Linked DNA regions of Homo sapiens: region 2 is linked to region 1. The links are chromatin loops, found by intact Hi-C in ENCODE. Cell type or tissue: dorsolateral prefrontal cortex. All regions are shown on one strand. Each heading gives the region's core, and the rest is flanking DNA. Links, peaks and the distances in the headings are about the cores only.

Region 1 (15,052 bases), core at 582-3,081:
GCAAAATTTGAGATGACCTTCAATCCTGCCCCCTCCCGCATGACCTGAGTGGGTTGACACATGGAGCCCTAGAAGGGTGAGATGAATTGGGGGTGGACAGAGTGGTTCGGACAGGGATGGCTCCTATGGTGACCAAGTCAGGGCTAGACATGAAGAGTGGAAACCAAGTCATTTTTTCCAGGGCACGGGCTTGAGGAGAGGGATGGTGGGCAGGCAGTTTTGCCTGGGTTGAGGGTATCTCTCGAGGCCTGGCATTGGGCTTTGGAGATGCCATCCTGGAGGTTCATCTTAATAAAAATAAACATTTTAAACGTTCACTTTTATTGAGGACTTAGTGTGTGCTGAAACCTGGGAATATTGAGTTATCTCATTTAGCCCTGACCACGTTTGTTGTTGAATGAATGACTATGAAGGACGCCCTGTGATCCCCATTTCACAGAGGAAAAAGCTGACAGTCCTAGCAGCGCACAGCTGGAAGGGGGCCTAGGTAAGGACCTAGGCCATGGGATGCAGGCCCCAGGTGGTCAAGCTGAACAGCCTCTCCTGGCATGTGCCTGGCATGTCATAGGCCCTCAGGGACTTGTGTTGAGTAGGCCTGCGGCTAATAGAGAGTGGCTGCCCTACTTCCTTCAGCCACCAAGCTGTAGATGGTAGTGACAGGGCGCTGGTTATAGCCCCCAAAGGAAGTAAGCAAAGGTCAGGGTGATGCTCTGGGCATTGCAGGTTAGGGTTCTGGCTATGGGATCCACTTCCGTGTCAACATCTGCTGCTGCAACTTGTCTGCCGCCTTGGTGGTCCTCCCATGCCTTCTGTGTATGTCCCTACACAGTGTCTTGTGTTTCCCAGAGCCTTGTGATCGCCTTTGGCCCTGGACACATGCAGTCCTCCCTGCTTGGGACATCCTCTCTTTGTTTAGCAAGGTCCTACTCATCCTTCAAAACTCAGTTAAGGTATCACCTCTCAGGAAGCCTTCCTGGGCTCATCCATCGGGATGAGATCTGCCTGTGTGGTCCCAAAGCCTTCGGTACTTAATGGTTGATAATTCCAACTAGTGTTTGTTGAGGCCCTACGATATGCCAGCTTTGTATGCCTGTATCTCATTGACTCCTCCAGCAACCCTGTGAGGCTGGCATTATTATTACCCCATTTTGCTGATAAGGCAATTGAGGGCTTTGAAAAACTTGCTAACTTGCCCAACCAGTGAATGCTGGAGTTGGGATATGAGTCAGCCATGGAGCCTAAAATCTTGTGCTGTTTCTCTCAATGCTCTTTCTTCCGAGAAAGGCGTGGACTATGTCTTTCATTTCCATTTTTTTTTACTAAGGACACTAGTAGGTGTTCAATAAATGTCTTACTTTTTGTTGAGTGTCAGTCAGCAAGACATGAGGGAACACAGCAGAGGGCAATGGCGTCTACATCTTGCCCACTCCGCAGTGGTGCTCCTGGAAATGTGGATGCTCAGGAGTGGGCCAAGCTGGAGGGGAGTCAGGCAGGGCTTGGACAATCTCAGAAGAGAAGCTGCTTTGATTCCAATAAGGCCTGGAGTGACGACTCAATCTTGTGGGGGCGAAATGCTCTCTTTTCATATAAATAGGCCTCTTTGGTAAGGGAGAAAGCATCTTTATTACTGCTGTGCATAATTAGAACAGCGGGGAGGAATCAGGGGCTTTTAATGAATGAGCAGCGTGTGGCAGGGAATGAGTGAGCGCCTGCCACTGCGGGCACCCCCAGGCCTGGGCATCCCCAGGAGTGAGCGGGGCCAGCGAGGAGACGACCAAGGAAGCACAGGCAGTGCTCAGAATTGAAACCTGCCCCACTGAAGCGGGCCCTGCTGATCCTTGCTGCGTTCCTGTCATTGCAAATGACTCCCAGGCTGCAGCTTTGCAGATGCTGCTCTGAGCTCTGCCAGGACCACCCCTCTTCTTCCAGCCTTGACCGTGACCTGGCAGCCGCAGATGTCCTGCGGGGCTGGCAGCTGCTCCATGGCACCCCTTCTGGGCAATCCTGAGCTGCAGAGTTTTTGCCTTGATTTTAGTCCCCTTATTTTTAGGGTGGCCATATGTCCTGGTTTGCTGGAATAGTTCTAGTTTATGCCTCTTTTCCTAGTGAAATTAGTAATAATGATATCTTTCACCTTCTAAGTATCTCAGTTTGGAAGGTGAATTATGTGGTTGCGCTCCTTATCTTTGTCTTCTCAGCCATCCGGGCCTCAAGACGGATGAGGGAGGCAGTAGGGTGTGCAGGTAAACCTGGGCTTTGGTCTCAGATGCTTGTAACATCTGGGTTTAACGTTGCTGCATCTGTTTTTTCTGCTGTAGACAAGGACGATTAATAATCTCTGCTCTACTGGGGTGCTGTGAGAATGAAATGAGAGAGTATTTGTAATGAGCTTAGGTATGAGCCTGGTACACAGAGGGCTCTCAGTAACTTCCAGTCATTTTATTATCATTGTTAGGTTGATTTGGGAAGCGTAGTGGTTAAATGTGAGATCTGGGGCCAGACTGCCTGGGTTCAAATCTGTGCTGTGTCATTGACCTGCTCTGTGACCCTGGCAAGTTACTTAACCCCATAAAGCCTCAGTTTTTCTCATCTGTAAAGTATGGATTATAACAGTCTCTTCTTCATATGGCCTTTATGAGAATTAAATGAGTTTTTATATGAAAAGCACTCAGAGTAGAGCCGGGCATGAAGTAGACATTGAATTAATATGAGCAATTATTATTGGCTGTTATTGTTATTATGAATAAATGTCCCAACTTACATTCTTGTAGGCAGGAGGAATTATCCAGTACATTTGTTTCCTATTGCTGTTGTAAAACTTACCACAAATTTAATGGCTGAAAACCATACAAATTTATTATCTTACATTTCTGGAAGTCAGGAATAAGTCCAAAATGGGTCTCCCTGGGCTAAAACCAAGGTGTTGGCAGAACTGTATTCCTTCTGGAGGCTCTAGGGGATAATCCATTTCATTGCCTTTTCAAACTTCTCGAGGTGACCTGCATTCCTTGGATCGTGGCCCCTTCCTCCATCTTCCAAGCCCATCACTCCAGCCCCTGCTTTCATTGCCACATCCCTTCTCTGACTCTGCCCCTCCTCCTCCCATTCCCTTTCTAAGGACACTTGTATGAGGACCTCTTATTAGGCCTACTTGTGTAATCATTTCCCCATCTCAAGATCCTTAATTTAATCACATCTGCTGACTCCCTTTTCCCATAGGAGATAACATAGTCATCGGTACCAGGGGGCTATTATCGAGCCTCTCATAGCCAGAAAGATTGGAGTCTTGCCTAGGTTTGGGGTGTTGGAGAGTCTTCTGTGTCCCTCAGGAGCTGTCTGAAGTTTGGAAATGACTCCTCCTCCGTGTTGTACATTAGGTCAGGTTCCTCGTGCACCTGCTGCGGGTTGCCCTCCCTGGAGTTTGGATTGTGGATCAACCCTTGACTTCTATTCAATCTCAGTAGGGTCCTTAGAGACATTGTTACTTTTAGGGCTGATTTAGCCCCTTCTGAGGGGCCCATGACTCATTGAGATCTGAATAAAAAGGTTTATTGGCTCCCAAGCAGGGAAAACAATCAATGCATTAAACAAGTTATTGAAATGTCTATAAAATGTCACATTATATTTGCTTTTACTATGTAGCAAACCACCCCAAAGTTTAATGGGTTAAAACAATAGTCTTTTTAAAAAAATTTATTTTAAGACAAGGTCTTCCTCTGTGACCCAGGCTGGAGAGCAGTGGCGTGATCTTGGCTTATGTAAGCTCTGCTTCCTGGGCTGAAACGATCCTCCCACCTCAGTTTTGTGGGTAGCTGGGACTAAAGGTGCACATCTCCATGCCTGGCTTTTTTTTTTTTTTTAAATAGGGACAAGGTCTCACTATGTTGCCCAGGCTGGTCTCAAACTCCTGGGCTCAAGCAACCCTCCTGCCTCAGCCTCCCAGAGTGCTGAGATTACAGGCATGAGCCACCGTGCCTGGCAACAATAGTCATTTTATGGCTTATGATTCTCTGGGCAGGTCTCTGTTGGGTGGTTGTTTTGGTGGTCTTCCCTGTGGTCACTTATGTGACTGCAACACTCTGATGGCTCAACTAGTCTGGGTAGTCCAAGATGACCTCGCTCACAGGTCTGGGGGTTGGTGCTGGCTGTCGGCTGGGCTTCGTTCTCCACATGGTCTTTTATCCTCTAAGAGGCAAGCTCAGGCTTCTTTATGTGGTGGCCTCAGGACAGCAAGAGGATGAGAGGGGAAGCTGCAAGGCCTCTTGAGGCGTTCCTGGGAAGTCCAATAAAATCACGTCTGCTGTATTCCTGGTGGTCACAGCAAGTCTTGAAGCCAGCTCAGATAGAGGGATGGAGAAATTGCCTTCACCTCTTAGTGAGAGGACCTGCAAAGAATGTGTGGCTATTTTTAATCTAACAGAGTTGGCTTGGCAAAAATGTTGAAACTACAAACTTTAGAAAACTATATTATGCTTTAAAGCAACTTGTAGGTTAGATCTCACTTCTTAAGACGTTCTGCAAGTGCCCAGTGATTGTCTGACACTTACAATTATTTGTTTGTTGTGCTAGAACATGTGTTTCTATAAGTGATAAATGAAGAATGATGGTGGTATTCAGAAAAGTTGTGTTGGCACATTCTCAATTTTTCCCAGTATGTTTGCACTTTGACAGATCAGGATGAACTTTTTTCTTTTTTTTCTTTTCGAGACGGAGTCTCGCTCTGTCGCTCAGGCTGGAGTGCAGCGGCTCGATCTCGGCTCACTGCAAGCTCCGCCTCCCGGGTTCATGCCAGTCTCCTGCCTCAGCCTCCCGAGTAGCTGGGACTACACTCGCCCACCACCACGCCTGGCTAATTTTTGTATTTTTAGTAGAGGCAGGGTTTCACCGTGTTAGCTAGGATGGTCTCGATCTCCTGACCTTGTGATCTGCCCTCCTCGGCCTCCCAAAGTGCTGGGATTACAGGCATGAGCCACCGTGCTCAGCCCAGAATGCACTTTTTTCATGATTGAAGGCTAATATATGAAAAAAGCAAAAAAAAAAAAAAAGCTGAAAATCTGTAGATGCAACTACCTTTAGTGTAAGTCAGGGCTGTTTTAGTATTGTTCCATTCCCCATTCCCTTAAGCTCTGTTGGCAGCTGAGAGGGCAGATGAAGGAGCTGCAAAGACATTGTCCCTATAAGAAAATGATGGGTATGGGTGTGTGGGTGACACCCTGGATGGGTTTTGCTTTTTTTTTTTTTTTTTTTAGACAGAGTCTCGCTCTATTGCCCAAGCTGGAGTATAGTGGTGTGATCTCGGCTCACTGCAGCCTCCACCACCTGGGTTCAAGTGATTCTTCTGCCTCAGCTTCCCGAGTAGCTGGGACTACAGGTGTGTGCCACCATGTCCAGCTAATTTTTGTATTTTTAGTAGAGGCAGAGTTTCACCATGTTGGCCAGGCGGGTCTCAAACTGCCTGTCTTGGTGATCTGCCTGTCTTGGTTTCCCAAAGCTCTGGGATTACAGGTGTGATCTGCCTGTCTTGGTTTCCCAAAGCTCTGGGATTACAGGTGTGAACCACTGTGCCCTGTTGGGTTTTGCATTTTGATGAGAATGGCCCCCTAAGAAGTGAGTGCTCCGTTACTGTTTTTGGAAAGGTTCCGGTAGCAAGGTTCCGCAGGTGTGGAGTGATGTACACCGACCTTGTTTTCCTCATGAATCCTGTTATTTTTAGTGTATGGGTTTGTAGAATGTGAAGATTTGTAGGAAAATATGCTGCATTACAGTGGAAGTGCTTGAACAGATGCTCCTTGACTTACAATAGGGTTACGTCCCTATAAACCCATAAAAACGTTGAAAATATCATAAGTTGAGTCATCCTAAGTTGAGGACTGAGTGTATTTATATTTGATGTGGGATAAGTGTTCATTTAAAAAATATTTGCTCCGATATGGGGTGGAGCCTCAAATAACAGCCAATAGGAAGAGCCTACAGTCACTTCCTATTCAGTCATTTGAAATTTTGAGACTGCTTTGCTTCCCAGATGTTTGCATACTTAGTGGGTAGTTTTGTCAGTTATGTTCAGAATTTTAATGTCAGAAAACAGAGACTCCAGGAGTAAGTTCTGTAGGATGGAGCTCCTGTTTCATCGACCCACTTAGCACCCAAGATCTCAGAGGGAAATGGATTACGCCAGTGCCCTTTGCTTCCTATAAACTGACAATTAAATGATGTCCCTTGGGGCTTCCTATGTTTTGTAAATCAGACCTCGTGATCTTATTGGTTTCTCTGTGATGAGGAACAGTGGTTCCTGTACCCAGGCGGCTGGTTCTGTTTGGGACAGGGAAGCTGTAGGTATTCGGGCTCCAGCCTGCTGCCTCTGAGGCCTCAGGCTGGCCTCTCTTTGCTTGTCTCCCATGTTTCCTTGGGCTGAAGGCTAAACTCCTCTGGCCACTTACTTCCTTTTCTTTCCTTTAGTCATTGTCCCTTAGTGACCATCTCCGCTGGCTGGGATAAGAAACTGTTTACAGCACAACCATCAGGCAGGAGTCTGTGCCCAAAGGACAGATGAAAGTTTCAGAAAACAACTGCTTGTAGTCAGTCCACATGGCTGCTGGACCGATTTGAAGGGATGATGGTTATCAGTTTGGGTGGTGGTTTCCCTGGGCCAGCAGTTAGAAAACAGAGCTCATGGATACATCCACAGCTAGATGGGACCAGGTTGTCTAATGTCTGGACTGGGCCCACCCTCTCATTTTACAGATGGGGAAACTGAAGTCAGGGAGGGGAAGAGACTGCCCCAGGACACTAGGCAAAGCCAGGCTCAGAATCGAGGTCTGCCGACTCCCTCTGCATGCTTTCCAGCTGAACTCCGCAATGGCTACAGAATCCTCCAGCAGTCCCGCCAGCCACTCCCGGTCACTCAGAGACGGCACAAGGATCCAAACCTCCTTGCCGTTAACAAATTCATGACTTGTCCCTCCAGCAGGAGTTACATTTTAAAAAAGTATTTGAAGAATGCTTAACTCAAAGGAATGAAGTGCCAAGTCAAATTGCTGTGAATAAAACACTCTGCAATGGTGGAGCCGCAGGCCCAGCTTTTCTTTTCTAGTCTCTTGTGTGTTCCCTCACTTGACAGTAGTGGTTGCCCATCTTTTTGTGCCTTGGCTCTTGGCAGAATGTCTGTTTTGAAAGGGTTTTGATTAGGGATTTTGGTTGCAGGTAAGTAAACCTTCTCTGGCTAGAGGAAGCCAAAAAGGTAACTTTACAGTGAGGATCCAGGGCTGGTTCCTGGAACTTAAACCTGCTGCTAGGTCTAGGAGGGGAAAGTGTTGGGAACATGGCAGTTTTCTTTCCCTCTGTCTCTTTCTTTCTTTCTTTCTTTCTTTGTTTTTTTTGAGACGGAGTCACCCAGGCTGGAGTGCAGTAGGGTGATCTTGGCTCACTGCAGCCTCCGCCTCCCGGGTTCAAACGATTCTCCTGTCTCAGCCTCTGGAATAGCTGCAATTACAGGCATGCACCACCACACCCAGCTAATTTTGTAGTTTTAGTAGAGACGGCGTTTCATCACGTTGGCCAGGCTGGTCTCGAACTCCTGACCTCAAATGATCTGCCTACCTTGGCCTCCCAAAGTGCTGGGATTACAGGCATGAGCCACCACCCCTGGCCCTGTCTCTTACTTCTGCTTTGCTCTGCATGTCACCCACCCCTCCTCTCTGCAGGACCACTTTAGGATTGCTTCCCATCTTTAGGGCAAATGTGGCCCCCAACAGTGACCCCCATGTTGAAATGAAAAGTTCTGATACACAGGAGGTCTGATGTCTGTCTGTTTTTCTTTCTTTTCCAAGTCCAGATTCCCAGACGAGGCCGCAAGATTCAGGTATGATCAGGACTTGACCCAGAAACAGTCAACCCTGGCCAGAAGAAGGGTTACCTTGCTGAGAGAGGGGGAGTTAGGGGGCACGATATCTGGTGGTCAGAGAGTAATTATCTCCCACAAATAGTTAACAGTACAGGTGTCTGAAGTAAGCCCTGTGTAGTAAAGAATTTCTAGGTGAGGGCTGTACAAGAATGGAGAAGAAAGAGACTACCTGTTAGAAATTTTGCTCTTTTGTTCTTTCTTAGAGAAAATTACTTTCTCCCATGTAAAAGTTTCATGCTACATGGGGTAACTGACCACTGGGTCCCTTGCATGACAATAATGCACAGACTCTTGGTGTGTTCTTCTGGTGTGTGATGGGCTGTAGTCAGTCCACATGGCCGCTGGCCCCATTTGAAGGGACCGTGGTCATCCGGTCTGGCAGTGGTTTCCCTGGGGCCGGCAGTTAGAGAGCAGCAGAAGGGGTGCATCATTCATCTGAGTCACTTGCTTCACTTTCCCCTCCTAGACCTGGCAGCTGGTTTAAGTTCTGGGCACCATCCCTGGATCCTCACTGTAAAGGTACCTTTTTGGCTTCCTCTGGCCAGAGAAGGTTTACTTACTCACAAGCAAAATTCGTTTTAAAACAGACATTCTGCCAAGAGCCAAGGCACAGAAAGATGGGCAACCAACATGGTCAGGGGCCCGTTCTGCCTAAGCACAAGGACCAACTCCGGGGCCCTCCAGGGGAGGCCAACTGGCCAGCCATGGAGGATGTAGCATTGACTGAGTCCACAAGGGCCCATGCAGCAGGACCCTGGGACAGACCATGGGAACGGGCTGCGCAGAGAAGCTGGCCCACGCCTGGGAGCACACTGATTCCTGCCTGTCCAAGCTCCTCGGCTTCTCCCCCAGGAAACGTTGGGAGGGTGGGAACCATGTTGGACCTGGTCTGGGAAAGCCAGGAGGGCCCGGTTCCTTCATAGCCAGGTTCCTAGGCTGTACAGAGGCCCTTGGAAGGCCCTTATCCCACAGCCTCAGTCTGTCTGTGTCAGACCAGCTATGGCGAGATGCTTTCCAAGATATTTTTGAGCGTCCATCCTTTGGCGTCAGCCTCTGGTAGTCTTGGCCAGCAAAGCTGCTAGAACAGGTTGGGGGTGGGCATGGCTGGGGAAGGAGTCACCCAGGGCCAGGCAGTCCCAGAGAAGAGAGCCCAGCAGATGGAATGGGGCATGAGGGACCCCAGGCCTCCTTTGTGGGCAGTAAGACAGAGTGGGCTTTAGAATAAGACAATACTTGGTTCAGATCGTGGTGCCACCTCTGACTAGCCGAGTGGCCTCAGCCAAGTCATTTAGCCTCTCTGGGCCTCAGTTAAGTATAAAATAGCACTCAACACCCCATGCCTGGGAGCTAGTGTTGGATGGGCACTTGGTAGAGTGAAACGGGCTTAGCTCAGTTAGAAAGTCCTGGTTTGGGTCCTGGCTCCCATACCTGGCCTTGACCTCACCAAGGTATTCAACCTCTCTAGATCCCCGTGACCTTATCTCAAAAGTATGGGTCACAGCACTTCACGGGTTGGTTCTGAGAATTAGATGAGGTCATGTATATAAAGAATTTGTCCTACACATAAAACATGTGCAGTCAATGTTAGGCATCATCATCATCATTATTATTTTGAGATGGAGTCTCGCTTTGTCACCCGGGCTGGAGTGCAGTGGCACCATCTCAGCTTACTGCAACCTCTGCCTCCAGGGTTCAAGCGATTCTTCTGCCTCACCCTCCCAAGTAGCTGGGATTATAGGTGCCTGCTATCATGCCCAGCTAATTTTTGTATATTTAGTAGAGATGAGGTTTCACCATGTTGGCCTGCTTTGGCCTCCCAAAGTGCTGGGATTACAGGCGTAAGCCACCACGCCTGGCCATCTTTATTATTCAAAACACCCACTGGGCACACACGAGGTACTCAGAAAGGTTGATATTAGGGAGTGGAGCTGGCTGGGAGATTTCGTTAAAGTTTAGTCTATTGAGGTCTAAGTTACATAAGGTAAGACTCACACTTTTTGGGTGTACAGTTCCATGAGTTTTGACAAATGTAGATACAGTTGGCCCTTGAACAACATGGCCTTGAATTGCACAGGTCCACTTATCCATGGATTTTTTTCAATACATATATTGGAACATTTTCTGGAGATTTGTGACAATTTACTGCATAGCCTAGAAATATTGAAAAAAATCAAGAATTTAGGTATTTCGTGAATGCATAAAATAATGTGTTAATTGACTGTTTATGTTATTGTTAAGGCTTCTGATCAACAGTAGGCTATTTGTAGTTAAGTTTTGGGGGGGTCAAAAGTTATATGTGGACTTTTAACTGTGCAGGGGGTGGGTGCCCCTAACCCTCATGTCGTTCAAAGGTCAACTGTAGTCATGTAACCACCATGTCAGTGCAGAGTATTTCCAACTCGGGAGGATTTTGTCATTCAGGATCCTCTGGTTTGCAGAAAGCCCCACCTCCGATGGTGGGGGATCTCAAGGCCTGGACCGTGCCCCAAAGGGAGGGACTTTCAGGGTCGACCCAATGATAGCATCCCAGCCTGTACGCTGGGGCTCTTACCAGTCAGGGGTTGGGGGTGGGCTCCTGTGACCTTCCCGGCGTGCTCCTCATTGGCTCTGGAGAAGGGAGAGATGGAGTCTGCAGGGTGCCCTTTGTCAGTCCTTGGGCTGGGCAATGCTGCCAGACAGAGGCTGAGAACCCACTAGAACTGAGAGCTGAGACACAACTCACATTTGTGTGAGGTACCCAGAGAGCCAGGACTAGTGAGGTTTGGCCTAAAATGAGGGTCCCATGTCTCTGCTTGCCATAGGCCGCCTGCAGGGATGTGTGAGGGCCCTTGCCCCGGGAGGCTTATTGCCTGGCACATAAGGAGCATTAAGATGGGCCCCTGGAGGGGGTGGTTTGAGGATCCTGGAAGGCTCCCCGCACCTGCCCCTGGTCACAGAGCCTGGAGTTCCACCATCAGGGAGTCTTACTCATGCAGGCTTGATTTGATGCCACATTCCTTTGGGTTAAACATTATTTCTTTAGTGTTCTCTTTTAAAAGAAAACTCCTGCTCTGCATATAAAACCCTTAGATAAGCAGTGGCACATAGACTTGAATTGTGTCTACCTCTCTGACCAATAGGGAAGAAGCTATCTAGAGAGCTGTGTTAAGAAGGATTCTGAGGTCACCTCTGGCTCAGTTGGAAAGAATGCGATAATCAGTGCTGTGTTTCCCAAATGCCCCACTTTGGACTAGTTCATGATGGCTTCTGATGCTTGAAGCCTACATTCGTCACTGAGGAAGTTACCCAGGTGACTGTGTACCAGGTTTGCACGAAGCTAAATTTTTCCATCTGAAAAACAATTTCTGATATTGTGCCCTTGTGGTAGCTTATTGAATTAATAACCTACAATAAATCCTGTCTCCAGGTACAGATGCTCCTTGACTTACGATGGAGTTACACCCTGATAAACCCATTGTAAGTTAAGAATATCATTAGTAGAAAATGCATTTAATCCACCTAACCTACAGACCATCCATGCCTAGCCTACCTTAAATATGCTCAGAACACTTACAAGGCTGGGCATAGTGGCTCACATCTGTAATCCCAGCACTTTAGGAGGCCCAGGTGGGTGGATCATGAGGTTAGGAGTTTGAGACCAGCCTGGCCAACATGGTGAAGTCCTGTCTCTACTAAAAATACAAAAATTGGCCAAGCGCGGTGGCTCATGCCTGTAATCCCAGTACTTTGGGAGGCCAAGGTGGGCAGATCATGAGGTCAGGAGTTCGAGACCAGCCTGGCCAACATGGTGAAACCCTGTCTCTACTAAAAATAGAAAAATTAGCTGGGTGCAGTGGCGACAGAGTGAGACTCTGTCCCCCCCCCAAAAAAATTAGTCGGGCATGGTGGTGCACACCTGTAATCCCAGCTACTCAGGAGGCTAAGATGGGAGAATCACTTAAACCCAGGAGGCCTAGGTTGCAGTGAGCTGAGATTGTGCCATTGCACCCCAGCCTGGGTGACATAGTAAGACTCTTTCCAAAAAACCAAAAAAAAAAAAAAAACCCACTTACATTAGCCTACCCTTGGACAAAATCATCTAACACAAAGCCTATTTTATAATAAAGTATCTCATGTAGTTTATTGAATACTGTACTGAAAGTAAAAAAACAAATGGTTGTTTGGCTACTCAAAGTATGGTTTCTACTAAATGTCTATCGCCTTTACACCATCATGAAGTTAAGTAATCATAAGTCAAATCATCCTCAGTTGGGGACGCCTGTACTCACACCCTTGTGTCATCTCCTCCTACCTGGACTCGGTGTAGCTACATGATTTGTTTTGGCCAATAGGACCTTGGCAAACAGGAAGCCAGCAGAGGCTTGAAAATTCCTGCCAGTGCATTGGAGCTTGCTCACTTGTCCTTTGCTATTTAGGAAGTCCAGGTCGTCCTGCTGGAGAGGCCACCTAGAGGGGAACTGAGGCCCCCGACCGACAGCCTAGGTGAACATGGACATGAATGAGCCTGTCTTGGCCCATCTAGTGCCAGATGAGCCTTGAGATGACTTTAGCTGTATGAGTTGACCCCAGGTGAGAAAAGCCCAAGTTGCGGAATTCTGTGCAAATTATTGTTATTTTAACCCACTAAATTTTGGAGTTAGAAATATTTGGATTACAATAGATAACTGATATAGTCCTATTTTTCTTTCTTTTATGAATTGAATATAGTAGCAGATGATAGGTTTAATAAAAGTGTTAATGTCTGTTCTTGGCAAAATCAAAATGTGATAACACTTTGTTAGATCCACAGTTTTTTGACGGGGGCAGATTTTACTTCTTAGAAAACATAAGTGTCTTGGAACCACTGAATTATGGAGATCTGAGGGAGGTGTTGCTGTGCAGTCTGGGGTCTTCATCCGTCATCGGCACGTTAGTTAGTGTGACTTAGATTATCACAGTGAGAAATAGTTAAGGCTGGAGGGTGGAGGTGTGGGAGCTCTCAGTGTTCTGTGAGCCAACTTCATTTTCCACATGAAGAAACAGAAACCTAGAAAGTGACAGTGAGCCCGACAGCACACCTGGAGGCAGTAGGGCCATGCCGTTCATCGGAGCAAGCCAAGACTGGCTGTCTGGATGGGATATTGGGGACGGGTAGAGGCTAAGGGTAGGAGTGTTGAGGGGCAGCCCCCTCTTGGGCCTGGTGGTTTGACAGGCACCCCCAGAAGGAACTGTGGGAAATTGGGGATGGTCTACCCAAGGACACCAACCCTTTGGGGAGCACTCACAAGGGGGGTGGTAGGTAGTGATATCAGAGACCCAGCAAGGACCTTTTACTGCTGGAGCTGGTGGGGTCCTGCCAGGCCTGTCTCGGGGGAGGCTGCTGGGAATGTGCGTATATAACTCTGAATGTGCATGCATGCGTGGGGAGAGAGGTAGAGTGAGCAGCTGAGATGGAGGAGGGAGACAGAGACAGAGGAAGGAATGGGCTGAGAGATGTTAGAAGCTTCTGGTAGGTCTTCCTTTGGGGTTCTTGCAGTTTATTCAAACTTGAACCCACAAAGTCATGGCTGGTCATGGGTGCAGATTCTGCCCCAACACCACACTCCTTGGGCCTTTGGTAAATATTCGGTAGTGAGATTGCAAAGTGCCACATGCCAGGGGACAGAGCCTGAGGCTCTTGGGAGGGAAGACCAGCCAGCAGGATAGGATTGGGTAGAGAACCATGGGAATGTCAGAATTCACCTTGTCCTGCTTGGCCTGTTGTGTGTGTGTGTGTGTGTGTGTGTGTGCGTGTGTGTGTGTGTCTAAACCTTGTATGTTGAATGAATATTCAGATAGAAAACTTGACTTCCTCACTGAGTTGCATTCTGTAAACGGAGTCCTATGCCGGTAGAGGCAGGCCTTAAGATAGCACGCAAGCATGCTGAATGCAGCTGGGGTCTTTTTAAGATTTCCTCCCAAAAATATTAGTGTGGCAGGGGTTGGGGGAGGGAAGAGCCACTTTCTAATGAAATATTAGCGATGAGGCAGAAATAAACTGCAAAACATAAACACAGAAGCCAAAAATACAGTCACCCTGGCAGTGGGATATCCCTCTCACCCTGTGACTCGCTGGGAGTAGTTCTGGGTTTTGTGTCCCAAGATAGCGCCCCTTCTGCCACCCCCACTCCTTCTGCCAGCAAAGCTCCTCAGTCCTCACATCTCTCCCCAGTCCCATACTCATAACTGATGTCTTCCTTGGAGAGAATTTGTGACCCCTTTCTATCTGTGAATATGCATACAATTCCTGGTGCCCCTCCCCTGCTCGCCTGCCCCTTCTCTCAGGGCCCCCAGCCTGTTGGGGGCCACGCAGTCCTCCCTTGCACACTGCCATGCCAGCTTCAGGCTTCTTTTCAAATCTGGCGACTGAACAACACTGGGATGCTGACCTGATGTTAACGATGGAAGCTCAGAGGTGGAGCTGGGTCCATGGAGGCCCAGCGTGAGGCCTGGGACCCTAGCAGAGTGCTCCCCACCCTACAGGGTGGCAGGATTTCTGTCTCAACACAGGCTGGCTCACTTCAGGCAGGGGACATTTGGGGAATTAAGTGTTGAAGCCAGAAGCAATTCCCATCAAGTGGAGCTCCTGGGCCCTGGAGGAGGCTAACAGGATGAGGCAGTTTGAGAGCCCCCTTCCAGGTGGGATCCCTGCACTGTGTTTTCTCTGTAAGGCAAAGTGGTATTGTGGGAACAGCTCAAGTCCTGGGTTCAAGTCTCAGCTCTGCTGTTCCTCGCTGTGAGGCTTTGGGCAGGTCTCAACACCTCCAGAGCTTCTGGTTCCTCCTCTGGGGGACGGAGCTGAGAAAAAGAGCCTGCACCACGGTGTTGCTGGGAGATTGCCAGGCAGAGAGTTGGCCTTCAGGGTCTGGGGGCCAGGTGGTCACTGGGAGCTGTTAGAGACTGGGGGTCCTGATTCAGGAGACTGAGGAGCAGGCAAAGACCTGGGGCAGGACCAGGGCTATGGCTGGGAGCAGCTGGAGTCTTGGGCTCTGGGCCGCAGGGCACCCAGTGAGGCCACAGGAAGGGACAGGAGGCGTCACTCACTTGTCTCCTCTGCCCCACACTGTCCTGGGAAGGTTTTGGGTAAAACCTGAGACAGCTTTGGTTCTCATGACAGAAGACTTACGTGTTTAC
Region 2 (15,052 bases), core at 7,553-10,052, 50 kb before region 1:
AGGTCAGTCACCCTCAGCCTGGGGCTGTCCTTGGGTTGCTTCAGAACCATGTTCCCCATCCAAGGGTGGGGCTGGGCAGAGGGGCTCAGGCTCTGGGAGGCACCCAGAGCTTTGCTCTCAAATCTCTGCCCCGGGGCTCAGCTAGGATGCTGCAGCGGCTACAGCTGGGGGTTTCCCTTTCAGTGTTAAACGCTTTTGCTGTCTTAAACGAAACTTTTGGAGAAGGGACAACTTTCTAACCTCATCAGCCCTGCACTCTGCTCCATGGTCTGGAGGAGTTTGCATTTTGTAGTTTGAGTGGGGATGGGGAGGCAGGAGCAGGCCTGGGGCAGGGACAGCGTGGGGTCCAGAGACCCAGAGCAGCAAGACCCACAGGGCAGGACAGGAAGGCTGTGGAAAGGGAGAGGGGAGCTGCAAAGACCCGAAGACCCGTTGTCTTTACTTTCCTCTTGCCTGCAGGGATTGTCACTGGTCTAGAGTTCATTTTTGGAGTCTTGGATTAGTGTTTCCCAAATTTTGATCATTCAACTATTATTATTATTATAACAGCTAACGTGAACTGAGTTCTTGGTAAGTACCAGATGCTATACAAGTAATATATTCATGAAGTATTATTTTATATTGTGTATAACTTATTTAATTTTCTTCTTTCTTTCTTTTTTTTTTTTTTTTTTTTTGATGGAGTCTTGCTCAGTCACCCAGGCTGGAGTGCAGTGGCGGGATCTTGGCTCACTGTAAGCTCCGCCTCCTGGGTTCACGTCATTCTCCTGCCTCAGCCTCCTGAGTAGCTGGGACTACAGGCACCCACCACCACGCCCGGCTAATTTTTTTTGTATTTTTAGTAGAGGCGAGGTTTCACCATGTTAGCCCGGATGATCTCGATCTCCTGACCTTGTGATCCACCCGCCTCGGCCTCCCAAAGTGCTAGGATTACAGGCATGAGCCACCGCGCCCGGCCTTTAATTTTCATAACAATGCTATGAAGCAGGAAATATTATTTCCATTTTGGAAATGAGAATTTATGTATATAATAATTTATAAATAATAATATATGATATACTTATTTAATATTTTCCTTTGAATTTCATCCTCTTACCAAGTAATTTTATTTACTATAATTTTTTTTTTTTTTTTTTTTTGAGACAGAATCTCACTGTTGCCCATGCTGGAGTGCAGTGGCACGATCTCGGCTCATTGCAACCTCTGCCTCCCGAGTTCAAGCAATTCTCCTGCCCCAGCCTCCTGAGTAGCTGGGATTACAGGCACGTTCCACCACGCCTGGCTAATTTTTGTATTTTTTTTTTTTTAGTAGCGGCAGGTTTCGCTATGTTGGCCAAGCTGGTCTCAAACTTCTAGCCTCAAGTGATCCACCCACCTTGGCCTCCCAAAGAGCTGGGATTACAGGCATGAGCCACCATGCCTGGCCTCTTACTAAGTAATTTTAAAAGGAAATTTTATTTTACTACTATAAATGTAAAACTACATTACCTGTCAAATGTAGGAAAAAGCTATTATTTAAAATCTAGTAAAATAAATATGTGCCCAAGTACACTGAAAATCATCCTCTGTACTATTGGAAGACAGCCTAGCATGTTTGGAGAAATATTGCCTTGGGAATGGAAGGGACCTTTCCTTGCAGGGTGGAAGAAGGCCATGTTGCATTTGGGGGTATGAAGGTGAACTGAGCTCTGTAGAGACCTGGTTACAGAATGTTTGGGTTTATTTTGCTTTTATTTATCCCCCTTCTAAGATGAATACTTACCTCATTAATCTTCAGCCTTTCTATTTTTATTTTTAAAATATATTCACAATTAAGGCTATAAGTTTGTCTCTGCTGCTCAAGTTACATCTTATAAGTTTTGATATAGTATATTTTCTTTTTTGATCAATTCTAATTATTTTTTAAATTCTGATTTTGATTTCTTCTTTGACCAAAGGGTTATTTAAAAATGTATTTCTTAATTCTAAATGTGAACTTAAAAAAACTATTATCTTTTTTTTCTTTTCTTTGGGATGGAATCTTGCTCTGTCACCCAGGCTGGAGTGCAGTGGTGTGATCTCGGCTCACTGCAATCTCCATCTCTGGAGTTCAAGCAATTCTCCTGCCTCAGCCTCCCAAGTAGCTGGGATTACAGGTGCATGGCACCATGCCTAGCTAATTTTTGTATTTTTAATAAAAATGGGGTTTCAGTATGTTGGCCAGGCTGGTCTCGAACTTCTGACCTCAAGTTATCCACCCACCTTGCCTCCCAAAGTGCTGGGATTATAGGTATGATTACACCTCGCCTGGCCAAAACTATTATCTTTTTACTATTGCGTTCTGATGTATGAATTGTGATCAAAGAATGTGATCTGCATGTGTTCAGTCCTTTGAAATTTGTTGGGAGTTGCTTTATGGTCCAATATATAGTCATGTTTGTTAATATTCTGCTTGCTTGCCTTGTAGCCCTTTTCCCACTCTTACTTCCAACCTTTCTATGTCCTTAAGTTTTTGTTGGGATTCTTGTTAATAGCAAAAAGTTGGATTTAAAATAAATCTTATGTGATACTCTTTATCTTTTACCAGGAGCATTTGGTCCCTTTATATTTTTATTTTTATTTATTTATTTTTTTGAGACGGAGTCTTGCTCAGTCACCCAGGAGTCACTGGAGTGCAGTGGCGCGATCTCGGCTCACTGCAAGCTCCACCTCCCGGGTTCACGCCATTCTCCTGCCTCAGCCACCCGAGTATAGCTGGGACTACAGGCGCCCACCACCACGCCTGGCTAATTTTTCTTTAGTATTTTTTAGTAGAGACAGGGTTTCACCATATTAGCCAGGATGATCTTGATCTCCTGACCTTGTGATCCACCCACGTCAGCCTTCCAAAGTGCTGGGATTACAGGCGTGAGCCACCGTGCCCGGCCTGGTCCCTTTATGTTTATTGTAATTATTGATATGTTAGGACTTTATGTGCCATCTCATTTTATGCTTTCTGTTTTTCTTTTTCTCTCCTTTTCTTATTATATTTTCGATTTTTTTTCTCATTTTATATTCCCCCTCTAAGTAGGTTGGAAGTTACATATTCTGTTTCCATTATTTTAGTGATTGTCCTAGAAATTATGATATGAATGTAACGCTTTTACCTTCCTTCTATATAGTACAAGGATCTCAGAACAATTTTATTTCATTCTCCCTCTCTTGATTTGCATGCCATTGTTGTGATGTCTTTTAATTCTGTGGGTTTTTTTTGTTTGTTTGTTGTTTTCAGTGGGGACAGGGTCTTGCTCTGTCACCCAGGTTAGAGAACAGTGGTGTGATCGTGGCTTACTGCAACCTCAAGCTCCCAGGTTCAAGCAGTCCTCCCACCCCACCTTCCTGAATAGCTGGTACTACAGGTGCATACCACTATACCTGGCTAATTCTTGTATCTTTTGTAGAGACAGGGTTTTGTCATGTTGCCTAGGCTGGTCTTAAATTCCTGGGCTCAAGACATTCACCTGCCTCAGCCTCCCAACATGTTGGGATTACAGGCGTGAGCCACTGTGCCCAGTCTGTTTTGTTTTTCTTTAACTCCATAAGGCATTATCATTGTTGTTTTATGCAGTTAATGTTTATTTAGTGTTTTTTATTCCTTTTGCATTTTAGATCTTTAAACTTGGATCCATCCTTTAGAGTTTCCTTTATTGTAGTTTGCTAGTGGAGAATTCTCGTAGTTTTTGTTGTTTTGAAAATGTCTGTATTTCACCTTGTTCTTGAAATGAATTTTCACTGGGCATAGAATTCTAGGTTGACAGTTATTTTTTCTCACAGCACATCAAATGAATCATCCATTCTTCTAACTTCCATTCCTGCCAATAAAAAGTCAGCTGTCAAACTGTTGCTCTGTTGGAGGTTATCTATATTTTCTTTCTGAGTGCATTTAAAATCTTCCCTTTGTCTTTTTAGTCATCAGTTTCAGTATGATGTTTCAGGAATAGATTTTCTTTTTCTTTTCTTTTCTCTTTTCTTTTTCTTTCTTTCTTTCTTTTTCTTTCTTTTCTTTTCTTTTTTGAGACAGGGTCTTACTCTGTCACCCAGGCTGGAGTGCAGTTAGTGGCACGATCTTGGCTCACTGTAGCTTTGACTTCCTGGGTTCAAGCGATCCTTCCACCTCAGCCTCCTGAGTAGCTGGGACCACAGGTGCACACTACCATGCCTGGCTAATTTTTTTTTTTTTTTTTTTTTTTTGTAGATGCAAGGTTTTGCAAAGTTGCCCAGGCTGGTCTTGAACTCCTGAGCTCAAGCAGTCTGCCTGCCTCGGCCTCCCAAAGTGCTGGGATTACGGGCATGTGCTACTGCGCCCAGCTGATTTATTTTTATTTTTTCTTGCTTTGGATTTATTTTGTTTTGAATCCAGGGGTTGATAGTTATCATTAGTTCTGGAAGGTTCTCACCCCCATATATCTTCTTATATTACCTCTGCTTCATCTACTTTCATTTCCTTCTAGAACCTCTCACTCCGAACTCTTTGTCTCTTAACCTCCTTTCACATTTCCCAATTCTTGTTCCTTGATGGATAATTTTTTTTTTTTTTTTTTTTTTGAGACCGAGTTTCATTCTTGTTGCCCATGCTGAACTGGGGCTGGGTTTGGGGTTGTCCCACTCACATGCTTACGTGATCAACGTACATGCATGTACGTGGCTTCCCATGGATTAAAATCATGCATGTAAAGTTCATGAGCATGGTGTCTGAGACCTGAAAGTGTTCAAGAAGTATTTATGGCCATCATTATTATTATATTATTATTATTAATGATATCATTATTACATTCCCAGGAAATTCTGATCTGTTGGGTTAACATTTCCAAGGTGCCAAGCTGTGGGTCTCTTCAAGAGAACAGAGACACCTGGGCAGGATGAATTGGCATCTTTTTGCCCAGCTAATCGATAAGCTTGGAACTTTGTCTGGGACATAGTAGATGCTTGAGAACACCCAAGGCAGGAGTGAAGCCTGTTTACCGAGATGGAAGATTCTGCAGGCAGGGAAACCACATGCCCGTGGAAGAGGAGAGGTGAACTCGGGGGTGCTGGCAGGGGCTGGAGGTGGGAGGTAGTGAATAGGAGATGCCAACCTTTTCTCAACAATTTAGTTGCATCTTAGGGAAAATGGGGGCTGAGGAGGGCCCTATGATGACAACTTGAATTGGGTAAAATTTAAGGATAAGGAATTACTAATTAGTAATAAGGTAGAATTCTTAAGTGTATGAAATGAATAATATGTAGCTAAAAAATAATGATATAGCATTAGGCATTTGAGACATGTGGACTCCAAGCAATTAACCTCTATTCTTCTTCTGAATTGCAATTGCACTAATTGGCTGCTTTACTCTGACGGGGCGATATTAACCTTTCTGCTTTTCTCTAAAGGAGCCAGTATGTTGGGTGGATGTGCTGCTCTGGTTTGGAGGAAAGGTATTTTTCCTGAATAATAACCTATTTGCAATTTTTCTCCCAAATGGTTGCATTGAAAAGGTTCTGTCAGATTTTCTTGATAAAGCTTCATCTATGGAAAAGATGCTTTAAACACATCTGACCTCCTTTGGGAGCAGTTGGGAGAAATGGCCTATCTAGGCTCTTCAAGCTTCAGACATCCTTGTGTTAATAGCTTCTCCTTCATCCAAGCAGCACACACTTGTGGAGGGAGGGCCTGCACATTCCAGGCCTGTCCTGGGTGTTGGGGACACAGCACTAGCCAGACAGTCTCCTGCTCCTGTGCAGCTTGTAACTCAGTGAAAGCAGAATATCAAAGGCAAATAAACACGTAGATTTAGAATGCAATCCCAGGGCTATGAATACAAAGATAACTGGACGGGCCAGGTGCAGTGGCTCATGCCTCTAATCCCAGCACATTGGGAGGCCAAGGCGGGCGGATCACTTGAGGTCAGGAGTTCGAGACCAGCATGGCTAACATGGTGAAACCCTGTCTCTACTAAAAATACAAAAATTAGGTGTGTGTGGTGGTGCGCTCCTGTAGTTCCAGCTACTTGGGAGGCTGAGACAGGAGAATCGCTTGAACCTGGGAGGCAAAGGTTGCAGTGAGCCAAGATCATGCCACTGCACTCCAGCCTGGGCGACGGAGTGAGACTCTGTCTCAATAAAAAAATAAAAAATGATAACTAGACAATGAGATGGGGTCTGGGAATGGAGAGTGTCCTTTAAGGCAGGGTGGGCCAGAAGGCTTCTCTAAGGAGGAAATATTTGAGCTGGGCTGTGAATGAAGCCAGGGAAAGAGGCTTGTGAGTAGAGGATCAGTATTCCAGGCAAAGGGAACAGCAAGTGCAAAGGCCCTGGGGCTGGATGTTCGGGGAGCGTCAGGAACAGCAAGGTGGCCAGTGTGCAGCATGAGTGGGCTGAGGGCAGGAAGAGGAGGGAGACGTGAGGTTAGAAAGGTCATCAGGGGGCTGGGCGTGGTGGCTTACACCTGTAATCCCAGCACTTTGGGAGGCTGAGGCAGGCGGATCACGAGGTCAGGAGATAGAGACCATCCTGGCTAACACGGTGAAACCCCGTCTTTACTAAAAATACAAAAAATTAGCCGGGTGAGGTGGCGGGCGCCTGTAGTCCCAGTTACTTGGGAGGCTGAGGCAGGAGAATGGCGTGAACCCCCAGGGCGCGGAGCCTGCAGTGAGCCGAGATCCCGCCACTGCAGTCCGGCCTGGGCGACAGAGCGAGACTCTGTCTCAAAAAAAAAAAAAAAAAAAAAAAAAAAGAAAGATTATCAGGGTCCATACCATGCAGGGATTCCTGGGCCATGGGAGGACCTTGGATTGATTTCCAGTGTGCAGCAAAGCTACTGATGGAGCGTGGGCAGGGTCTGGTGAAGGCTCTCACTGGCTGCTGTGGAGGGAATAGACAGAGGTGGGTGAGGATGACAGTGGGTGTGGAGGTGCAGCCATAAATGGAAGCAAGACCTTAAGAGGGACGTCTGGGCATCCGGTGAACCTGACCCGTAGTCTGGAGAGAGCTTCCAGGGATATGAAGCATGGCCAGAGATAATGCCCTCCTCACCTAGAAGCAGACATTAGGCCCTTCAGAAATGCAAACGGGCACTGAACAGTCACGTCAGCTTCACTCTACGACGTGTTGATAGTCAATATCCTGGATGATGCACCTTAAAAACGAACCCTCAATTCCATGCCTAGGAATTTACTCAGCAGGAATAATCAGACAAGTGCACAGTGACTACATCCAAGGTACCACTGTAGCTTTGTTCCTGGCAGAAAAAGTATAAGCAGCTTGAGTGTTCACCAACAGGGCATTATTCAGCTAAGTCATAGCACATTCAGGATTCAGAATTCTATCATCGAGAGGATAATATTTTTAAAAAATCTTATAAGGGGAGAGAAAGTAAAAGCTACAACTTATACTCATCCTTCATTTCCCAGTCTTATTTCCTAAGAGAGTTTCTGGAGTATCCTTCAAGAAACATTTTCTTCTCAGACACAGGCATATACATATATATCTATATATGTCTATATATCAATACATATATAATGGTATATGTATATAAATATATTTTTGTAAGCTAAAATAGGATACTTCTATACGTATTATTTTGTAATGTAATTTTATTTTGCGATGTGATATATCTTTGACATATTGCAGCACCAGTGCATTAGATTAATAGCTGCATAGTGGCTGGGTGCGGTGGCTCACACCTGTAATCCCAGCACTTTGTGAGGCCAAGGTGGGTGGATCACCTGAAGTCAGGAGTTCGAGAGCAGCCTGGCCAACATGGTGAAACCTTGTCTCCACTAAAAATACAAAAATCAGCTGGGCGTTGTGGCAGGTGCCTATAGACCCAGCTACTAGGAGGCCGAGGCAGGGAGAACTGCTTGAACCCGGGAGGTAGAGGTTGCAGTGAGCTGAGATCTTGCCACTGCACTCCAGCCTGGGTGACAGAGCAAAACTCTGTCTCAAAAAAAAAAAAAAAAATAGCTGCGTAGAATTCTACCAGATGGATATATCATAATTGACTCAGCAAGTTTGCTATTAATAGATAGTTTCTCTCATTTATGTGAGTTTATCTGTGGGTATATTTTCACACGTATAACTTTTTCAATTGAAAATATTAAAAATGATGATGTAGCATGTATTATTGTGCAGATACCCACAATATATAATTAAGAGAAAAAAATCAGGCTACAAAATTGGGTGTGTTGCACAGTCCCATTGCTATCCATTTGCATGTATCTCTGTGTATGTGTTGATAGAGTCTGGAAGGATACTCACCAAAATGCTAGCAAGAGCTACAGATCACAGCCTGGTGACTGTAGGTGTCTCTTTTTCCTAGTGCTTTTCATTATTGTTTTTTTAGAATGAGAATATGTATTTTGCAAGGGGAGAAACAAGCTATTGTATTTTGGGAGAAGAGTTAGTTGGGAACCAGTTTGCGAACTATATTTAAAATATGAATTTTGCGTTTGCATCTGTGCTTTTCTTACTGAGTACTTGTTTTCGCTTCGGTATTAAATGGTACTTTTTTCTTCTCCCGTTTGGAACACTCAAGCGTGGGCCCGCCTATGGACCTGGGCGCAGTTCACCAGCTCCACCACCAGAGGGCGGCGTTTGCAGGATGTTGTGCGCACGGCCGCCTCCCGCCGTTTGCGGGGGTCTAGAATTTTGCAGGATGTGCTTTGGTCGGCTCGGCCAGAGTAGAGACAGGATGTACGCGCGTTGGTTTCCAGTTGGTGCTGTGACACAGATATTTTTCCTTCCTCTGCTTTTAGCGTAGCATCTGAATTTAACGGCGTTGCGTGGAGGTGGCACGAGGGAGGGATTGGCTTGCAGAGCTCCCGCCCTGCCGTCCTGGAAGCCCTCCTATCCCCGACCCTCAGGCCAAGTCACTGTCCCCAACTTCCACCATAGACCAAGCAGACTCCTACCTTCAGAGTCTGACCTGATTCCAGGGGATTTAGGGTGCCCCCACGCTGAAGCCAGTTTGGAGGCTTCACTCGCACCCCTCCATGACCAGGCACTCCACTTCTTAGTCCTTGTGCCAAGCGGCTGCCAGGCACTCTCTTCCCTTCTTTCCTCTTCTTTTCACCTTCTGAAGTTTTTGGAAAAAGCAGTGCATATTAATAATAACAATTCAAACAACACAAAAGGGGGAAGCAAGTGAAAACTAAGCTCCCCGCCTCCCACCCTAGCCCCACTTCTTCCCCAAAGGCCATAATTGTTAAGAGGTTTTGGAAAAGTATATCCTTCCAGAAATTCTAGATGCATATAAAAATACAGACGCCTGTACGTTCAAAACCACACCCTCCACTCAGTTTCTCGTTTGCATTTAGCAATGACGCTGAAAGCCTCCCACATCACTTCACAGAAGGCGCCTGTGGTTTTTTTTTTTTTTTTTTTTTTTGCTGGCTAGAGAGTATTCTAGTATGTGGATGTGACATGCTTGATTTGACATTTGGGCACTTTCCAATCTTGTGCTTATTAGGAGCAGTGGGCAGTAAATATCCTCTATACACAGCTTTAAGCACCAATGCAAGAGCTGCTGTTGACTAAATTATTAAGAGTGGAATTGCTGGTCAGAGGGTAGAGGCCCTTCTAGCTTTGGTATTTCCAGATTGCTCTGCAAAGGACTTTTAAACCAGGCCGCACTCCCACCCAGAATGCATGAGATCCCATGGACGTTTTTGCCCTTGGTTGATCTGACAGGTTGCTGGTTCTCAATCTTGACTGCAGTCAGAATGACCTGGGGAGCTTTCTAAATATGCCAACACGACAGTATCCCAGACCAATTAAAGCAGAATCTGACCGTGTGTGTGTGAGTGCGTGCGTGTGTGTATGTGTGTGTGTGTGTGTGTGTGTGTCCGGGAGGTGATTGGGCATTGGCACTTAAAACATGTCCCCAGGAGGCTGGGTGCAGTGGCTCCTACCTGTAATCCCAGCACTATGAGAGGCTGACGCAGGTGGATCACCTGAGGTCAGGAGTTCGAGACCAGTCTGGCCAACATGGCAAAACTCTGTCTCTACTAAAAATACAAAAATTAGCTGGACGTGGTGGTGGGCACCTGTAATCCCAGCTACTCAGGAGGCTGAGGCATGAGAATTGCTTGAACCTGGGAGGCAGAGGTTGCAGCGAGCCAAGATTGAGCCACTGCACTTCAGCCTGGGTGACAGAGCCAGACTCTGTCTCAATAAATAAATAAATAAATAATTCCCCAGGAGATTCTAATAGGCAGCTACAGATGAACGCCACTGAGACAGATGAGAAAAATATACCATTTAAATGTACATTTCTTGAATTATAAATGAGAACGAACATTTTTCTGTGAGAACAATGCTTTAGACATTTCTTAGATCATGGATCCCTTTGAGATTCTGACAAAAGCACTAGATCTTTTTTTTCTTTTTTTTTCAGGAAAATGTGCACACACGCACCTGTGCCTCTACCTGAGGGGCCATAGGCCCTGGAGCTGCTCCCTAGACCTCCCTAGAGTCCTGAGCCCAGGCTAGGGGCAAGGCGGAGTTGTTCTGCGCAGCCTGTTTCCCCACCAAATTACCAAAAATATAGTTAAACTTAGGAATTCAGTTTGATCCATAACATAAACAGTCTATTTTAAGAAGTATTTACCACTGTGTCTCAGCCCCTGGGAGCCCTGCCTTCCATGCAACCCCACTGCTGAGATTTGCTGAGAGTCTCTTCTGCAGAACCCGCTCCATCTCCTGCGTAATTACCCGAGAGGCTCCACGTGGGGCTTCTCTGGCGCTAACCTCATAGGTGAACCTCATGAAGCTACAAAGATTCCCAGTGCACAGGTGGGCGTTAGATCAGCAAAGGCCTCATGACGGGTGCAGGAGTCGGGATGTCTCCCAGGGCCACAAAGAGATGTAAGCAGGGGAGGATGCTAGACCACTCAGGCAGAGTCTGAGTAGGCCATGGGGTGGGCCTGCAGTCTAAGGTGAGGGGAGGGGGGGAAATAGGAGGAATCTTGCGGTATTAGGGCAGTGGGGCAGGAGGGCTCAGCGGGGAAAGGCAGAGTCAAGTGGGTGCCTGGCTTCTGGCTGGGATAACCGGTGGATGGCTGAGACCATTCCCTGGGAGGGAGGGGGTGACAGCAGATGCCAGTGCTCAGAGGGCAGGTGGATATTTGGGGTAGTGTGTGTGTGTCTGTCCGAGAGGAAGAGAGAGGGATCATGAACAGCAGCATGCGGTGGGCAGCAGAGCCCGAGTGTGCGTTCCCCCAAGGCTGGGGAGTGAGCTGGGCTTTATGAGTGGGCACCTGCTGACCCCTGCATTGAGGTGGAGGCTTAGAGGGAGAACCAGGGAGGCAGGCGGGGATCTGGGTGGGGGACAGCCGTCCTGGGGCTGGGGTCAGGCAAGAACATTTCTGTCACAATGCCCTGATGCCATGCTCTGCTGGTGGCCAGGACTGCTCTCAGCTCCCACATCTTGATCTCTGTCCCCGGGCTGCCATGTCCACTGGCAGGCCTGGGTCGGGGCCGTTCCTCCTTCCTCCACAGCAGCACTAGGCTGTGGTGGCCAGAACGTTCCCGAACAAGACATCAGTCCTTGCCTGTGTTCCAGAATTCATACTCCTCCTTCCCACTACCTGAGGCTTTGGACATTTGAATGATGGTGGCGGTGGGTGGGAGGGGGAGGAAAGGAATCTGAGAGTGGACATGCAGGGGTCAAGCCCCAAAGCCATCTCAGAGCAGGGCACAATGAGGGTTTCCAGGACGCCCCTCCCAAAGGCTGGGAAATGTCTCCTCTGGAATCCAAGCTCCAGAGCCTCTTGTTGGTCCTCAACTTGTTATTAGGGCCTGAGGTGCTTCATGATGCCAAGAAAAGAGGAACACAGCAGGGCCTAGAACCAGCAGGACTGGGGCCTCTCTGGTTTCTCCTGTTGGCTCCTGCCTAGGAGCAGCTGCCTCCCTGTCTGCTGTTGTAGACACGTGCCCTCAGCATCTCCAGCCCAGACTGACAGCTCCGAGGTTAGCGTTACAGGCTCAACCCCAGACGGAGAGGCTCTGTCTATGTTGATTTCTATTTATCCCATCTAGTCCAAAGATCCCAGGGAAGGGATTCATTGACCCAGCTCAGCCAGGGACTCATTCCTCAGCCAGTCAGCTGGGGCCGGAAGCACAAGTCCCCAACTGCAAGGGCAACACGTGGAGGGAACGGGAAGGAGCAACTCTTGCTAAAGGGACGCTAGGCAGACAACTTCATAAATGTCAATCATAAGCCAATCTTAAAGGCATTCACTCATTCCTGCACTCATCCATTCATTCATTCATTCATTCCCTCAACAAACCTTTATTGAGCACCTACAGAGTCCAGGTACCACTCTAAGTGCTAGGCTTACTGAAATGAACAGGACAGATGAACTTCTTGCTCTAGTGGAGCTTACACGCTAATAGGAAGATAAACCAATAAACGAGAAAGTGACCAGGATGTGAAAAATGCTCTGCAGAACAGAGAAATCAGGCAATGGACTTTGGAAAGTGCTCAAAGACCCTGCGCTGCCACTTGCAGGGCAAGGGGCCACCTAGGTCAGGAGCGGCCTGCCTTGGAGAGACATGCATCACCCCAGCCACTGCCCATTGGCCAGAGCAAGTCACAAGGCCCCAGCCTAGCCACAAGGGAAGCTGGGAAATGTGACTTTTGTGTGTCCAGGAAGAGGAAATGGGATTGGCAAGCACATGGCCAGTCATGGCTGTCCCACTTAGCCATCTGGTTCCCTAAGAGGTCAACACTGCAACCAGGTCCTGATGTGTCCTTCCAGTGAGATCTTTTGGATACATAAGAAAAAAATAGATGTAATTATGTAATTTTAAAAACCATAAATGGGCTGGGCATGGTGGCTCATACCTGTAATCCTAGCACTTTGGGAAGCTGAGGTGGGTGGATCACTGGAGGTCAAGAGTTCAAGACCGTACTGGCCAACATGGTGAAACCCTGTCTCTACTAAAAATACAAAAAAGTAGCTGGGCGTGGTGGCACATGCCTGTAGTCCCAGCTACTCGGGAAGCTGAGGCAGGAGAATCGCTTGAACCTGGGAGGCAGAGGTTGCAGTGAGCCATTGCACTCCAGCCTGGGCAAGAGAGTGAGACTCTGTCTCAAAAAATACCCATAAATGGTGGTATACTAACACACCATTCTGTTCCTTGCTCTTTTTTCCCCCCACTTAAGACTATATCACAGACAACATTGGAGGATTTGGATCTGGGCAAGAATGTGCCCCAGTTTATGTGTTACAAAACTCACCCTGGCTAGCGGGAGAGAGTGGACTGGGGTGGGGACGGTGGGTCAGGACTGTTGCAGCTGCTGCAGTTGACGGCTGTAGCTCTTTGTCCGTGTGCAGCCTGTGCTCCAGCCAAGTCCACCCACACGCTCATTCATTCAGTGCTTGACAGTCAATAATCGTGGGCAGACCCTGGGCCACATGAGTCAGGCTCTGTCCCTCTTCCCACTCACTGTGCCCCGAGCCATACTGCTGCACACTTTGCCAGGGCACAGGCCACCTTCTGCCATCCAGGCTCCTCTGCCACTGACTCCTCCAAATTCTTCCAGACATGTCTCCAACGTCACCTCCTCATCAAAGCCTCTCCTGATCCCCACAGCACCACGTCGATGGTGTGGAAAGAGGGACCTGGACTGGAGGTGTCTCAGCCCCAGCCCTTCCCATTGGCACTTCCTGGAGAAACAGCTTAGTCTTTCAGAGCCTCAGTTTGCCCATCTGTGCGCTGGACGTGATTGGTATCTGTTTAACACATTGCCTGTGTGGATTACGTGGGAAAGGCTGTGGAGAGACCTGGCATCTGAGTGGCAGGAGACATTTGTCATTTCCCTTCTTTCGCCTTGGGGCCCACCATGTTCTCTGCCTCTCTGAGGTTACTTCTAAGGCTTCCAGTACCCTCCGTGAGGGTGACCCTGTGTCCTGGGCTTGGTATGTTGCCAGGCATCAGGCCTGGGAGTCAGTCTCAGTGTCTACTCAGCGATTTTGTTGAAACTGAGAGTCCACCACCCAGCTTAAGACGTAGAACATTGTTGGCACCTGTGAATCTACTTGCACAAGCCTTGGTGATCCTGTCCTCTTCCCTGACCAGGCAGCCCCTACCCTGAATAGCATCTCATTTATTCCCTTGTTTTTAAAAAGCAGTTGATAGCATGTCTATGAGCCCTACCTGAATAGTCTGTTTAGTTTTGCTTGGTTTTTATGACAATAGTGTCACACAGGAGGCATTTTTTTGTGACTTGCTTTTTCTTTTGCTCCACATTACAACTCTAAGCATCATCCTTGTTGCTGGGTGTACCTGTAGTTCATTCCTTTGCAATGTTAGGTAATGTTCCACCCGGGACTATGCCACAATTTATTTATCCATTCTTCAGTCAAAGGACAACTCCCTCTCCCGATTTTGGTTGTTACAAAAAGCGCTGCTATCAGCCTTGTCATATACGCAGGCTTGGGCACAGGCACTAGGCTATGCTAGTGGGGTTGCTGTGTCAAAGCTCACGTATCTTCAGCTTTTCAGAGATTGCCAAATTTCCAAAACAGTCGAATAAGCCTCTTTCTAGCTTTGTGTAAAGATCCCCGGTGCTCACCCACTTCCTCACCAACCCTTGGGATAGTCACATTTCTGAGTTTTGTCCATCTAGTGAGCACAAAATCTCATCTTATGGTCTCACTTTGTGTTTTCTTGGTCACAGCTGAGGTTGAGCATCTCTGCGAACGTCTCTTTGCCCTTCTTGTGGGCCTCTTTTGTGACATGCCTGACCATTGTTCTCCCTCATTTTTGTATTGGGTTGTTTTTTGAAATTGACTTGTAGGAGTTTTTATGCATCCTGGATACTAGCCCTTTGTCACTCACAGGTGTAAGGAATATTATCTCCCAGTTTGAGACTTCCTTTTTACTGTCTTTTGATGAATGTTATGATCTTAATTTTAACCTGGTAGAATGAATCAGTCTTCTCCTTTACTGTTTGCATGTTTGAAGACTTGTTTTAAGAAATGCTTTGTTTGTTGAGTCAGATTGAATAGCTGGACCCAAGGAGGACACCCCCTACCCAACCTCAGAAAAG

Evidence for each region. Hi-C counts contacts between places; a loop is a spot of excess contacts. Peaks named below come from ENCODE experiments on the same cell type or tissue, not always from the same donor. Only the 100,000 strongest peaks of a DNase experiment are listed, where the experiment ranks them.
Region 2: it touches region 1 in a loop (2.5-fold over the local background); 23 of 110 quality-filtered maps call a loop at or near these places.

What each region holds. Positions count from the first base shown.
Region 1 is chr10:116,724,644-116,739,695 of GRCh38, reverse strand. All of the region lies in intron 1 of HSPA12A (heat shock protein family A (Hsp70) member 12A), which reads left to right. Among named protein-coding and RNA genes, the nearest start is that of HSPA12A, 10 kb to the left of the region's middle. In dorsolateral prefrontal cortex, for the core only: CTCF peaks have their summits at 1,784 and 1,983; a DNase peak (open chromatin) is centred at 1,863; H3K4me3 peaks cover 541 bases; H3K27ac peaks cover 1,494 bases.
Region 2 is chr10:116,781,771-116,796,822 of GRCh38, reverse strand. It overlaps a transcript of HSPA12A not described here. Among named protein-coding and RNA genes, the nearest start is that of MIR9851, 38 kb to the left of the region's middle. RefSeq lists a silencer at 11,859-12,025. In dorsolateral prefrontal cortex, for the core only: CTCF peaks have their summits at 8,372 and 8,577 (motif pointing right); a DNase peak (open chromatin) is centred at 8,602; H3K4me3 peaks cover 1,030 bases.